2 separate regions of the Homo sapiens genome follow, and region 1 is linked to region 2. A link is an interaction called in ENCODE POLR2A ChIA-PET data of the cell type or tissue named here. Cell type or tissue: CD4-positive, alpha-beta T cell. All regions are shown on one strand. Region 1 overlaps PDE1B (phosphodiesterase 1B). Region 2 overlaps ITGA5 (integrin subunit alpha 5).

Region 1 (2,500 bases), 150 kb before region 2:
CCCTGGCACCTACCTGAGAATGGGGCCCTGGAGGTGGCTCCTCTGAACAGGAACAGGGTTTGCCATGGGAATCAAAGTTTCCTGCTTCAGAGTATCAAAATCCTGACCCCAGGAGCCCCAGGGCCCCCAAGAGGGGACAACTTCCTCTTTGGCCCCTGCCTTCCTCCTCCAGGTCCCAGTAGAACTGAGCAACTGACCAGAGAGAACTTTGGGGAGGGGCCTGGCTGCAGGAAGAAGAGAGTGGGGAGGCAGAGACCCAGCCTACCGGAACTGGGTGAGAGGGGAGGCTGCGGGAAAAGTTTCACATCTGAATCAGACGGAAAACAAGAATCTGTTCTCAGAAGAAGCCCAGAAAGGACAGAAATAGCACAGGCCAGCCCCTTGCTCTGAGGAGGTGGGGCTCCTCTTTTGGGAAAAAGGGGGTTAGCAAGAGGCTTAAGAGTGCAGGGACAGGGAACCATCCTGAATCTGTCACAGAGAGGAGGTCTGTAGCGGGAGGGGAAGGGGCCCTGCAAGAACCCCCAAAAGGAGCTAAGCAGATTCAGCTCCCTTTCAGGGTCTTTTTCTGGGGCCATTCTTCAAAACGAGCTTTAACCCACCTCACAGAATGGAAGCAAGACAGGGGGATGAACTTCCCACAGAGGATAAAAAACTGTAGGGAGGGGCTTCCTGAAGCTAGGTGTCAGGGGATCCTTATCCAGAGACCGGGCTCAACAGGGAGGGAAGGGCCCTCCACCCGCAAGCAGAGAAGGAAAGTCAAGAGAACTCGCTCATAGAAACCAAGGGATTGGGCAAATTAACACCCCCAGCCCCAGTTTTCTCATTTGTAAAATGGAAATTGGGGAATAACCATGAATTAACCAGAGAGAGGTCAATCGGCTCAGAGGTAAGGAGAAGCGATGAGATGGCCCAGGAGGGGCCAAAAGAGGCACCCAGAAGGGGTCTGAGGACCAGGAACCCCTCTCCCGCCTTCAGACTTTGCTTTCGCCAAGGTTGGGGAGGGAAGAACCCAGCCTCTGCAGCTCCAAGTGGACGTGCGCACACAGTCCCAGCCCGCCTCCTGATTGGCTGGGAGATGTCGCCACCAATACATGTACGCTGGGGCCGTGATTGGCCAGCTGAGGAGTTGGGCGGGGCTAAGGAGAAGAGCTGGCGGGTGAAGCCCAACGCATTGGGGAAAAGAGTTCAGGGATCTGCAATCTCTTAGATGTAGGTCTATGGCTGCGGGTGATGTGGTAAAGAGGAAAAGGAACTAATGGGGTTGAGTATGTCAGCAGAAAGGGAAAAGAGAAGACACAGGCCAAGAGCTAGGATTTTATAACAGGAAGTTTTCCCTTTACCCCAACCCGTCAAAAGCAGGAAGAAATGAAAATACCTTGTCATTATGCCAAAGCCTTGAAGAATCAGAAATAAATGAAGTTTGGGAACCTGCTGTTTCTCAGTTCCACTGAGTACTGGGACAAGTGGAAGTGGGCTTCGATCTCAACAAGAGGAGTGGAAGTCAAATATCTTAAGGCTGTTCTCTAGTGAACACCTGGTAGCCGTGAAGCAGGGCTGCTGCAGATCTTGGGAGGGAAGAAACCCACTCTCTCTGTATCCATCTCTTTCTGTGTCCCACCACCACCCTCCCCACAATGACCACAAGCTGATGAGTGTTTTTAGAGAGAAAGGACTAGACCCAGTGTCAGAGACCCTGAATGCCACCCAGGAGATGAGGACAGGTCATTTGGCATGTTCTGTGGACATGCTTGCGTTGCAGGATGGGGCTGAGAGTGGGGGCAGATGGCAGCACACAGCCTGAAACACTAATAACCTCCAACCCAGGCCAACTTCCCTGCCTCGTCTTGTACCCTCACTCCAGACCCTGCCACTCTAGCCAAGTAAGTGCTAACCTCAACTCTCCTAATGAAAAGTAAAGATTTCTTAGACTAGAAAAGCCTCGAAGAGGATATCTTGTCCATTCCTCTCCTCTCTTACCCATTAGAACCAAAGCTGGTTGGACGAATGGCTGCTCACCACTTCAGCCCAGGTATGCATGCTGCATACTTTGCCCTAGCCTGTTATTATTATTTACTCTTCCTAATAAGGAGGGATAATGATCAACCATCATCCCTTCCTGAGGAAAAATTTCACACATAGACACTTACACACACATATACACACACCCCACACTCTACCTCTAAGGAGACTGTCACCTGGCTGGCAGGCAGGACATAAATGTGATGACCTCAACAAAGGGTCCAGTATGGATTTTCCTTTAGCCCTTAAATGTAGTTTAAAAATAGAAAGGAACCCAACTCTAATGCCTGCCCAGCCTGCAGTGAAGAATAAGGTCGAGGTAGGAAACAAAGGATGGGAGACTCTGCCTCTGGTAAGAGAAAAGGGGTGGGGGTGGGTGGGGGTAAAGGGGTGGGGGTGGGTGGGGGTAAAGGGGTGGGTGCTCGGGAAGGGATTCACTGGCTGACTTCAAATCTCCAAAATCTCAGAAATTGAAAGAACC
Region 2 (2,500 bases):
TTGTTGTTGTTGTTGAGAAGGAGTCTCGCTCTGTCTCTGGACTGGAGTGTAGTGGCGTGATCTCGGCTCCCTGCAAGCTCCGCCTCCCAGGTTCATGCCATTCTCCTGCCTCAGCCTCCCTAGTAGGTGGGACTACAAGCGCCCGCCACCACGCCCGGATAATTTTTTTGTATTTTTAGTAGAGACGGAGTTTCACCATGTTAGCCAGGATGGTCTCGATCTCCTGACCTCGTGATCTGCCCGTCTCGGCCTCCCAAAGTGCTGGGATTACAGGCGTGAGCCACCGCACCTGGCGCTTTTCTCATTTTTTATTAACCAAAAACATCTATAGCTGCCAATCAGAGTTTCTGACCAGCATGAGATAACCAGGTTCCCACATAAGTTGATATAATTCCAGCCAAAAGCAAATACACTTGAGGTTTTAATTAGCCTAGGCCACCTTATCTGGTAAATGCATGATTTCCGTTAGGCTTTCTGAAATATTGAAAATAGCACACGGACCCTCCATTGTTACCTTCTTAGACCCCTAAAAGTGCCCAACTGCTGCAGGATTTAGGAAGCAGGAAAAAGATGTGGGAAAATAAGGACAAACTAGCTTGCATGCCATCCATGGCACCAGTCACCTCACTTGGCGTGTTGGCAGGGGAGGCACTATTTATTGGATTGACTTTAGGTTGCTGGGATGGAAGGGCCACTGCCTGTCCAGGAATAAGCCATGGGTAGTGTGCCGGGAGGAAAGGAGGCCTAGGTCTGTGTCCCTTGCCTGCATGCCAGGTATCCTGAACCATCGCACAGCCGGAATGGATATGCCCCTGGCTTGTGGGCTTTACAAGCTTTGTAAACTCTCTGTCTTGCAACCCTGCTAAACTCCAGGCTACTTCCTCAGGCCACCCCAGGAGTGTCAGGCTCAGCTCCTCTCCAAGAGCAGTGGGTGTTGGAGAAATTGGCAGCAGGAATAGGGTCCCTTGGCCTTAGCCCTGTGCTCCAGGAAACTTTGAGAGAACCTCTTCTTCACCCAGAGGAAGAGGGAGAGGGTATTGCCCAAGTCCACAGTTAGTGCCTGAACCAGAACTCTTGGCTCCTGGTCCAGTGCTCCTTTCACTGCTTCCTGTACCTCTGCTGTTCTGGTCTAGTTCAGGTTGGTGGCCCTTTCTGCTTTCTAGAGCCTGAAGGCAGCAACCAAGTTCTCTGGGGGCTGCCCCTGCTGAGAGAGGGGTCTCCTTCTCTCACATCACCCAGCCCTAGGGCGGTGCAGCCAGACCCCACAAGTGGATGTCATGCCTAAGTGAGAAGGGTGGGGCCTGGCACGGAGGTGGGGGTGTGGGAGACAAACGGAGAAGTGAGAGGTTGGAAACAGACAGGAAGCCACAGGCAGTAAACATTTCCTGTCCCCAGAGTAACGGAGACTGGCACCTCCCCTCCCCACCCCTCCTAACTTCAGGAGCTCTCCCTCTTCAGCCTACCCATCTCCTATTCCTCTGGACCCTGCCTTCTCTCCCCTCCATTCTCACCACTGGCCCTCACAGACCCCTCCTCACTCTCCTCTTCCGTCCCCTCGGACCTGTCCTCTCTGCTGCTTCCATCCCCTATACCTCCTGGGCCACTCCTCCCCGCCTCAGTATACCTGGTCTTCTTGGAAAATACCCCCAGCTCTTGTGACCTCTACCATAATCCTTCACTTTGGGCCTTCTTGCCTAGTGAGAAAGCTGAGGAAGGTATTCAAATATCAGGGAAAGGGTAGGTATTGGACGGGTTGAAAGCTGAAAGTGAACAGAAACCAATAGAGATGGAGAAATGTAAAATCTGAGATAGAGAGATAGGATTCAAAAACCAAAACCAAGAGAGCAAGCAGTCATAGGGGCAGAGGGACAGAGGGATTGAGAAGCAGTGCCAGAGGCAGACACAGAGCAGAGCAGAGGCCAAGGCTGGCAGGAGCACTGGTCCAGAGGCTGGGTCGAGTTGCCCAGGCTGCCAGATACAAGTCCTGGCAGGAGACCCTTAGGGGAAACCAAGAGAGCCAAGAGCGGTGTGGAGGTCTTGGAGGCAAGAGACCTAGGGATGAATGAGGCAGAGCTGACGGCAGGAGGACTGCCCAGGCCCTTAGCTATGACCACCCCATTACACAGGGCAAACTTCCCCTCATATCAGGGGGAACAGAAGCACTGTGTCCAGAACTGGGACCCCGGTAGAGCAGACTCTGAATTCAGTCAGCTGGGGGTGGTCTATGGGAAAGGGGTTCAAGGGCTGAAACACAGACCCAGCCAGGAAGGGGAGGCCCACACCAGGGCCGGGGTGAGGGCAGGCCCAGGCCCAGTGGAACAATCTGTTTTCACTGTCCTCCAGCTCCTCTCTCCACTCCTGCTGCCTGATTTCCAAGACTCACATTTTCCTCCTACACGCCCCAAGGCTGGGTGGCTGGGCAGCCGGATGCCTGGGTCTTGGCCCAGGGAGGGGATTTGGCTTGGGAGGAGAGTATATAGGCTAGATGAGAGACCCTGAG

What was found. Peaks named below come from ENCODE experiments on the same cell type or tissue, not always from the same donor. Only the 100,000 strongest peaks of a DNase experiment are listed, where the experiment ranks them.
Region 1: POLR2A ChIA-PET joins it to region 2 with 5 read pairs; 1 of 35 experiments calls an interaction of 5 or more read pairs at or near these places.

Annotation. Positions count from the first base shown.
Region 1 is chr12:54,559,151-54,561,650 of GRCh38, reverse strand. All of the region lies in intron 2 of PDE1B (phosphodiesterase 1B), which reads right to left. Among named protein-coding and RNA genes, the nearest start is that of PDE1B, 11 kb to the right of the region's middle. In CD4-positive, alpha-beta T cell, no CTCF peak of the experiment used is centred here; a DNase peak (open chromatin) is centred at 1,090; H3K4me3 peaks cover 1,470 bases; H3K27ac peaks cover 883 bases.
Region 2 is chr12:54,412,360-54,414,859 of GRCh38, reverse strand. All of the region lies in intron 1 of ITGA5 (integrin subunit alpha 5), which reads left to right. All of the region lies in intron 2 of GPR84-AS1 (GPR84, ZNF385A, ITGA5 and GTSF1 antisense RNA 1), which reads right to left. Among named protein-coding and RNA genes, the nearest start is that of ITGA5, 5.7 kb to the left of the region's middle. RefSeq lists an enhancer at 1,845-2,500. In CD4-positive, alpha-beta T cell, no CTCF peak of the experiment used is centred here; DNase peaks (open chromatin) are centred at 1,359 and 1,799; H3K4me3 peaks cover 1,962 bases; H3K27ac peaks cover 2,500 bases.